Regions from separate parts of the Homo sapiens genome. Here region 1 is linked to region 2. The links are chromatin contacts, found by Hi-C or POLR2A ChIA-PET in ENCODE. All regions are on one chromosome and are shown on one strand. Each heading gives the region's core, a stretch centred on a gene start or an enhancer-like site at or near the end of the contact. The rest is flanking DNA. Distances are from core to core; before and after follow the strand shown. Region 1 holds the start of HSD17B1-AS1 (HSD17B1 antisense RNA 1). Region 2 holds the start of COA3 (cytochrome c oxidase assembly factor 3).

Evidence for each region. A loop is a pair of places that touch in the nucleus more often than their neighbours do. ChIA-PET counts read pairs that join two places held with the same protein, here RNA polymerase II (POLR2A). Pooled maps may share reads with other maps.
Region 1: a pooled map shows a loop between it and region 2 (4-fold over the local background). The contact joins the promoter of HSD17B1-AS1 here to the promoter of COA3 in region 2. A Hi-C loop is called at or near these places in 5 of 50 pooled maps. POLR2A ChIA-PET finds 5 or more read pairs at or near these places in 3 of 52 experiments (B cell, Caco-2 and activated T-cell).

What each region holds. Positions count from the first base shown.
Region 1 is chr17:42,552,550-42,557,014 of GRCh38, reverse strand. It overlaps HSD17B1-AS1 (HSD17B1 antisense RNA 1), which reads left to right and starts at 2,213. Exons shown (of 1, transcript NR_144402.1): 1 at 2,213-4,465. HSD17B1 (hydroxysteroid 17-beta dehydrogenase 1) reads right to left here and starts at 4,092. Exons shown (of 6, transcript NM_000413.4): 1 at 3,985-4,092; 2 at 3,724-3,891; 3 at 3,397-3,576; 4 at 3,128-3,221; 5 at 2,433-2,610; 6 at 1,801-2,346. The coding sequence starts at 4,081. The coding sequence ends at 2,077. RefSeq lists enhancers at 518-1,065, 1,881-2,448, a silencer at 2,072-2,231 and a promoter at 4,092-4,168.
Region 2 is chr17:42,796,080-42,800,365 of GRCh38, reverse strand. COA3 (cytochrome c oxidase assembly factor 3) reads left to right here and starts at 1,662. Exons shown (of 2, transcript NM_001040431.3): 1 at 1,662-1,898; 2 at 2,199-2,741. The coding sequence starts at 1,685. The coding sequence ends at 2,305. CNTD1 (cyclin N-terminal domain containing 1) reads right to left here and starts at 1,505. Exons shown (of 7, transcript NM_173478.3): 1 at 1,130-1,505. The coding sequence starts at 1,298. It overlaps WNK4 (WNK lysine deficient protein kinase 4), which reads right to left. Exons shown (of 19, transcript NM_032387.5): 17 at 4,044-4,243; 18 at 3,788-3,885; 19 at 3,300-3,680. The coding sequence ends at 3,678. RefSeq lists enhancers at 1,650-1,699, 1,720-1,769, 1,910-1,979.

The sequences.
Region 1 (4,465 bases), core at 964-3,463, 240 kb after region 2:
GAGATACAGACCTGGAGTCTGTGGGAGACAGTGGGGTTTCTTTGGTGGGGGGGTCATCGGCATCTAAGTGCTATTCGAAGTCATGGGACTGCAGAAGATTATATTAACAATGTGAATATTCACAAGCTTGAAAAAATGAATGTACGGAAGAGAGGGGGTCACACTTTACCTCTTATTATCCCACCCCCAGGGGTGACCTTGTGAGCCACACCACACAGGTACACACATGCACGCATATGTACACACACTGTCACAGAGGGGCAAAGGGGGTTGGCGAGAGCGGGACTGAGAGCAGATCCCAGGCCTCAGAAACCCATGCCACCTGGGCCCCCTCCCTGTGGCCTTCCTGGATGCTGTAGGGATAGCAGATCTGTCTGGGTCAGCAGGTCAGGGCGACTGGCAGGAGGGGGTGGCTGGGAGGCCTCTTCCTCCAAGAGCAGGGGCAGCACATCATCCAACAGGCAGAGAAGACCCTCATCCGAGGTAGGGGCAGGTCAGGGTGGAGTGCCTGCCTCCTTCCCCCAGTGCCCCACACAAAGCTCCAAGAGCTCCAACAGGCTCCTGTCTGTTTCCACTTCCCAGGCTTTCTGTGGTCATGTCCCTGCCCACTCCAAAGGGCCATCCCCCTCAGCCTTGCCTCCCTCTCAGACCCAGCTGAATCCCTGCCTCGGTACCGCCCCCTCCTGGGGCACTCCTGCCCCCTTCCTCTGCTGCATCCTCACCTAGCCTCCTATCTGTTCACACCTCCCCTGCACCAGACCTCCACAGAAGTTCAGACAGTGGCTCTACAACCCTACTGGCCCCTATCAATGACTCCTGCCCCCCTGGGACCCTCCACTGGGCTCAGGAAAGACGGGCCATTGTAGCAAAGTAGCCAGTCCTGTAGCCCCAGCTGGACCTCCTGGTGAGGCAGCTTGCCAGATGGTGGGGATCGCTCAGTCCTCTGGGGCAGAACAGGGTGAGTGGGGCTGTCTCCCTTTGATTCACTTAGCCCTCTTTCTTCTTTACACATTTGCAAAATGTGACAGTAGTCATATTACTATTCATTCTAATAACAGTCCTTGCTGGCTATTAAACCTCTATACTAGCACTTTCAGGCATTATCTCCACCATTACTAAAACCGATTAGATAGGTATTATTATACCCATTTTACAGATAAGAAAGACTCAGAGGGCCGGTCGCGGTGGCTCATGCCTGTATGCCCAGCAATCTGAGAGGCCGAGGCGGGCGGATCACCTAAGGTCGAGAGTTTGAGACCAGCCTGACCAACATGGAGAAACCCCGTCTCTACCGAACATACAAAATTAGCCGGTATCCCAGCTACTTGGGAGGCTGAGGCAGGAGAATCACTTGAATCTGGGAAGCGGAGATTGTGGTGAGCCGAGATTGCCCCATTGCACTCCAGCCTAGGCAACAAGAGCGAAACTCTGTCTCAGAAAATAAAAAAAAAAGAAAGAAAGAAAGAAAAGAAAGACTGAGAGAAAGCAAGGAACTTGCCTGAGGTCTCATGGCTAATGGGGTCCAAGTCACAACCTGACTCTACCCCAAGCCAATTCCCACCTAACTCCTCCTGCAGATGCCCCTTGGTTATCCAGAGACTGTGTCTGGCCTTTAATATGGACTTGAGGTGTGATCCTGGGCTGGCTTCTTTCTGGACCTTGGTTTCTGAGTTTTTCGGTTGGTTGGTTCATTTGATTAATTGACAGGGTCTCACTCTGTCACCCAGGCTGGAGTGCAGTGGCCCCATCATGCTCACTGCACCCTCCAACTCCTGGGCTCAAGGAATGGTGCCACTGTGCTGATTTTTAAATTTTCTTTATTTTTGTAGAGATGGGGGTCTCACTGTGTTGCTCTGGCTGGTCTCCAACTCCGGGGCTTGAGCGATCCTCCTGCCTCCGCCTCCCAAAGCGCTGGCATTACAGGCGACAGCCATCGCGCCTAGCTGCGCTGGTAAAACTGGCTAACGCGATCTATCTTAATTAGCCACCCACAGCTGCTACCGCCGCCCCATCCCCAGGGACCACACAGACCCAGGGGACAAAGAAGGGCGCGGGAGACAGCGGCTGAGGAAGCCTTTACTGCGGGGCGGCCGGAGGATCGCCGAGCTCAGGGTCCCCCACCGCACCGCGCCCGGCCTCGTCCTCTGCCCCAGGCCCGGCCCCGCCCCCAGCCTCGGCCCCAGCCTCGGCCTTTGCCGGAACGTCGCCGAACACTTCCCGGTGCATGGCGGTGACGTAGTTGGAGCCGCTGGGGTCGTCCAGGCGCATCCGCAGCAGGGGCAGGAAGCGCTCGGTGGTGAAGTAGCGCAGGGTCGGCTTCGGGGCGCGCAAAGCGGTGAGGAAGACCTGCGGCGGCGGGAGGAGAGCTGTGGCCACCGCTGCGCGCCGGAGGACGCACCGCCCCCACTCCTGGAGTCCAGCCCGGCGCTCACCTCCGCCACCTCCTCAGGGTTCTGCGCCGCCTCGCGAAAGACTTGCTTGCTGTGGGCGAGGTATTGGTAGAAGCGGTGGAAGGTGTGGATGTCCGTGCGGTCCAGCACCTCCTCTGGGCTGCCCAACACCTTCTCCATGAAGGCGGTGTGCACTGGGCCGCACTCGATCAGGCTCAAGCTGCTGGCCGGAGAGCAACGAGTGGGAGGGGGCGGACGCCAGCCAGGCCCCAGTCCCAGCCCCAACCCCAGTCCCAGCCCCAACCACGTCCCGGCCCCCGACCGCGAGCAGCACCGCTGCGCTGGGAAGTGAGGCGGAAAGGGCGCTGGGGATAACCAGAACATTTGAAACGCGGGTTCCTGCCGGAGCAGCCCTCCCAAATCCATCTGAGGCTACAAGGGAGCCCTGGTGTCAGGATTCGAATCTAGCGGGGTCCCTGGCCGCTGTGTGACCTTGGGCCAGTCACCTAACCTCTCTGGGCTGGAGCTTCCCCATAACAATACCAACACTTCAGCAGCTAGGTCAGCAGGTGGCACAATGCGTGCCATGCGCCCAGCCCAAGTGCCTGGCACACAGCTAATGTGAGCCGGGCAGAGAGGGCCAGGGAGATCGCCCCAGAGCGGCTCCCGCAGGACAGGGTGCTCGGCGTCTCTAGGTCAGAGTTAAGAGGGTTCGGGGAACGGGGGTGTTGACTCACTGGACCCCAAAGGGCAGCAGCAGAACCGCCAGACTCTCGCATAAGCCTTCGAGCGCGAACTTGCTGGCGCAATAAACGTCATTGAAAGGCAGCCCTTAGGTGGGGAGACGAGGTTCCTGAGGCGCAGCGGCCAGGGGGTCATCCCCGGGCAGACGGTGCCCCTCCAAGCTGACGGCACCCCACTCCACCCCCCCCGCGGAACCTGCCTTCAAGGCTCAGCTCCGCACACAAAGAATCTGGAGCTGCCGAGGCCACTCCCTACCACTCACCCATCAATCCTCCCACGCTCCCGGTCACCAACACGCGTCCCGAACCGCGCCTCTTCATGTCTGGCAGGAAGGCCTGCAGCATCCGCACAGTCCCTACTACATTCACGTCCAGCACAGAGGCCACGGCGTCCTCCCCCAGCGCCTCCAGCGGCCCCAGCAGGCCCAGGCCTGCGTTACACACTGCGGAGACAAGAGGCCCGACCAGCCCGCCTCAGCATCACCCTCAGCACGGCCTGTCCCCTCGTGCTCCCTGGGCCTGGGAACATGTTGGTTTCAACGCAGGGCGGAGAAGGCTCCTAGGAGCCCATATGCTTCCAGGAGGCTCACCCAGCACGTCCACGCGGCCCTCAGTCACGCGTTCCCGGGCAGCGGCCACGGATTTTGAGTCCCTTACGTCCAGCTGCAACGTCTCCAGGGATCCCGGAGGGCATGCCAGGGCCCGGGCCGCCTCCCACAGCCGGCCCTGTGTTTTCAGGTCCCTCAACGTGGCATACACTGGAGGTTTTGGGAGAGGAGGAAGATCTGACTTCCCTTCTGGCCTCCAAGGGCTCCTCCCTTCTCTCCCTCCCTGTCCCTGCCTATCTATACCTTTGAAGCTCTGGGATGGATCTGAAGCCAGACGTACGGCCAAGTGCAGGCCGATGCCCGAGGAACAGCCGGTGATGAGCACCACGGTGCGGGCCATGGTGAGACTGTGGGGAGAGGCTGGGGCTCTGGGCTTGATATCACCTGCTTCGCCCCGCCCCGCCTGCGGGCCCCCACCCCTTGTTGTGTCTCCCACGCAATCTCAAGGATAAGCCTTCCTGCGGGTCCCTGGCCCGCTCTCCCCACCCTGTTCTGAGCCAAAACAGACATGAGCCCACTGCTTGGAACAACAAACTGTCCTGGTTGCTGGTCAGAGGGAGGGGAGGCTTTACAAGCAGGTGTGGGTTCCCACGTGGGCACAGAGTGGCCCCCTGGGCAGATTCCCCTGGGTATGCCTCTGTGCCACAGGAGCGATTATAGTGACCGCAGTTTGCTGCAGAGGCTGTGAAAGTAAAGGCGTTGGGAGGTGGGAGATGATTGTATA
Region 2 (4,286 bases), core at 413-2,912:
TGGTAGAAACACTGTCTCCTTCCTCCCCCTTCACCAACCCAATGTCCTCCTTCCTTCAAGGTCTGCCTGAAATGTCCCGATGCCTGGGCCATCCCCTGAATTCTTCCTATTACCCCATCGCTCCTCTCAACCCCCATAAACGCTTGTTTTATTTCTCTCTGACGTCTCTTATCTAACCATAGTACCTAGTCATTGCATATTTGTTCTAATATCTCCCCCAAATTGCACATGGTTTGAAGGCAAGACCTCTATCTCTATTTCATCTTTCTTTTCTCTTTTTTTTTTTTTTTTTTTTTAGACAGAGTCTCGCTCTGTCACCCGTCACTCAGGCTGGAGTGTAGTGGCGCCATCTCAGCTCACTGCAAGCTCCGCCTCCCGGGTTCATGCCATTCTCCTCCCTCAGCCTCCGGAGTAGCTGGGACTACAGGCGCCCGCCACCACACCCGGCTTTTTTTTGTATTTTTAGTAGAGACGGGGTTTCACCATGTTAGCCAGGATGGTCTCGATCTCCTGACCTCGTGATCTGCCCGCCTCAGCCTCCCAAAATGCTGGGATTACAGGCGTGAGCCACCGCGCCCAGCCTTTTTTTTTTTTTTTTTTTTTTTTTTTTTTTGAGACGGAGTTTCATTCTTGTCGTCTAGGCTGAAGTGCAATGGCACGATTTCGGCTCACTGCAACTTCCGCCTCCTGGGTTCAAACAGTTCTCCTGTCTCAACCTCCCGAGTAGCTGGGATTAGAGGTGCGCGCCACCAGTCCTGGCTAATTTTTGTACTTTTAGTAGAGACAGGATTTCACCATGTTGGTCAGGCTGGTCTCGAACTCCTGACCTCAGGTGAACCTCCCACCTCAGCCTCCCAAAGTGCTGGGATTACAGGTGTAAGCCACCATGCCTGGCCCTCTATTTCATCTTTCTAGCCAAGCGGTGCCACTCAAGTATTCCATACATGTCGAAGAAATCAAGGGGAGGGCACTGTTGTGACTTATCCATCACTATATCCCCAGCACCCCACAGAGAGGTGTTAGCAAACATTCTCTGAATGAATAAAATCAACGGAATCTCAAGGTCGGTGCCTGAAAGACACAAGCCCCAGTCTCCCAAGAACCCAGCACCCCGGCCCTGCAGCCGCACCCACGATCTGGGGCTCCCTGAAGCGGCCCAGCCGCCCCGAAGCCTCCCTCACTGCTTGCTCATTCTGCTGGGCCAAGTGAAGCAGGGCGTCTTCAATCGTCTCTGTGGCGACAACTCCAAACTGAAAGTCAACGAGGGAGGCCGATCGTGGCCTCATGGGTCCGTCCATATTCACGAGCCTCTTGGGGCACCTGGACGGGTTCACTGGATCCACATACCGACCCCCTTAGCTCCTCTCCAGTCTTCTGCCACACCCTGGATTCCTCGTCCCCTTCCAATGAGTGTGTCGTCGCCTCAAGTCTGAGGAAAACCCAATTACCACCACAGCCTCGAACCCTCCACAGCTTTTTCCCGCCCCAACGGCCACGGACTCCTCAGCCAATCAGAAAGCACGTCCGCTTCTCACCTCCCGCGTCCATCCCCTGTGCCCGGGAACCGCGGCTCTGCCCCGCAAAGGGCACGCGGACTACAACTCCCAGAGTCCACTGCAGCGGCCAAGGGCTACTGTTCCCAGCGAGGCCCGCGCGGCGGCACCGCGAAGGGAGGAGTGGCAACATGGCGTCTTCGGGAGCTGGTGACCCTCTGGATTCTAAGCGTGGAGAGGCCCCGTTCGCTCAGCGTATCGACCCGACTCGGGAGAAGCTGACACCCGAGCAACTGCATTCCATGCGGCAGGCGGAGCTTGCCCAGTGGCAGAAGGTCCTACCACGGCGGCGAACCCGGAACATCGTGACCGGCCTAGGCATCGGGGCCCTGGTGTTGGCTATTTGTATCCGTCCGTGTTGTAGACTCAAGGGGACCGCATATAGGGGCAGGGGAACAGAGTGTGCAAGAGGGCTGAACCACCCGTTTAATTTTGGGGTAAAATGGGTAGTACTTTCCTTTGTTATTCCTAAGGTACTCTTTTAATTTGATTTATTAATAATAACGGAATTGGGGTTCAGGGTTTAGAAACAGCAGCGGCGGGAAGCCGGAATCACTGATTTGGGAGAGTAACAAGAGTGGTAGAGCAAATCTAGGAAAGGGGAATGTGCATATTCTGTGTGGTTTCCTGAACCTACCTCCCCAGATGGTTACACCTTCTACTCGATTTCCCAGGAGCGTTTCCTAGATGAGCTAGAAGACGAGGCCAAAGCTGCCCGAGCCCGAGCTCTGGCAAGGGCGTCAGGGTCCTAATCTGGATGGGTATTGATCATGTCCAACCTGCTGGAGCCCCTTCACATGGTGGATGATGCCCCATGACCCTGTAGAAATTGAATCCTGCTCACAACATTGTTGGCCTTCTTACTAACCTTGGACCGTGATTGAGCCCAAGAAACCAGGGACTTACGCATTTGGCCAATGTCAAAAGAACAGAACTTTGCCCACTGCACACTTGCTGTGTACAATGACTGAGCCCTTTCTTGTAGTTTGTTTCCTTGTTTGAGAGGTGTGCATGCGACCGTGGCTTTTCCCAAAGTTTCTGACTTTGTGGTTTACCCCCTTCACCTTCCAGGGACGCAGTTGTTACGAGGTTAGACGTGGCAGCTCTGTGCAGTGTTTGAGCCTACAGTGGGATACATAGGGTCAAATTGAGAATAATAAACTGAGTCATTCTCCTGGAGTCAAGTGAGTATGGAGGCTGAGAGGCAGCATATGGCACTTCATGCTGGAAAGCTTCACAAGCAGTAGCTGCAGTGGTGGCATTGCCCCAGGGAGCTGTAAATGTTTAACTAGAATTACTTTTTCCATGAGATCTTTCCACCTGATTTAAGGGAGAGATCACTGGGCAGTTTGAGACTGAACCCACGTCTTAGGGGAAGGAAGGTCACTCTTCTGTCCTCTACCCACAAGAACATACTGTAACTCTACTGCTTTTCCCATCCCCAGAGAGAGGGAGGGAGAGAGAGGTGGATGAAGGGTGAAAGACAAGCAGTCTTCATTCTTTTAACTTTCCCTGGTACCTGCCTATACAGGTCTAGGGTGGGGTCTGGAGGGGATCCTAACTTAGTCAAGTGGATCACTGACCTTGCAGTTTCCTCATTAACTGATGGCAGGAAGCCAGAGGGCTGGGCAGCTTCCACCCCTGCCTCCCATTGTGAAAAGAAAGTCCCTTTTAAATCCTCCCCTGCCTCACCCCACAAGTCTTTGCTCCCCCAATTCCTAAGGCATGGCATATGGATTCACGGCGTTCTTGTTTCCAGCATTTTTATTGGTTGCTGCTAATGTGGTGTGAGCATATCCCCTACACTCTCCCAGCTGGGAGTGGGCCCCTCTAGAAGCATCCAGGCTTGGGTGGGATTGCTTAGTGGTTGACTCTTGGCAGGGGAGGTGCTAGAGATGAAGATGGTAGGCAGCAGAACTAACACCTCCACACAGCAAACAGTTCACATATGTTTGGCTCTTCACTATAATGGAGCTGCACTCTCCATGCCCCCCTGGCCTTCTACCCCTTCAGTGTTGGGATCTTCCTTGCTCAGTTTTGTTGATCAGAAAGCATCAGATTCTGAGAACACAAGCTCCATGGTGGGCCCTGGTGTGGGGGAGATACATGGCTTCTGTTCTGAATTCACTGGAGGGAAAAGAAAAAGTGATGAAGAAACCTCCAAGGTGGGAGGAAGGCGAAGCTGCAGCCAGGTACCATTCCCTGGGCTCTCCCTCCCTTGGGCCCGCCCTCACCATCCTGCCAACATCCCCGGCGAATGTCACCCCCTTGCTTGCCCGCTGCTCCTGGGAGCCGGTGCTGCTGCCACTCAGAGAGTTCCTTCGCATGATGCCTGGGAGCAGGATGGGGGAAGGAGAGCACTAAGTGAGGAAAGGGGAGGTGGGGAGAGGGGGTCTATTCCCCCGGGGCAGACCCCCAGGGCCTGGAGAAAAACAGTCGACAGAAAGGGGTCTCAGGGAAAAGATGGAAGCTGGGTGACTGCAGTCTCACCAGGGCCTGGGGGCTCAGAGCGCTGTAGGCTGTTGCGGCGGGAGGTGGGGAAGCTGCCCTTGGAGAGGCGGCGCTGGCGGCTGGACAGCATAGCAGCTGGGGCCACAATACCCGGTGGGGGCTGCTTCCCCAGCCGGCTGTACAAATCTTCAATTTCTTTTTTCTGTAGTGTCTGTAGTGTTTCCACCTCTGACAAGTGCCTGAGGATGCACGGAGGGCATGAAAGGGCTAGCCACACACCTT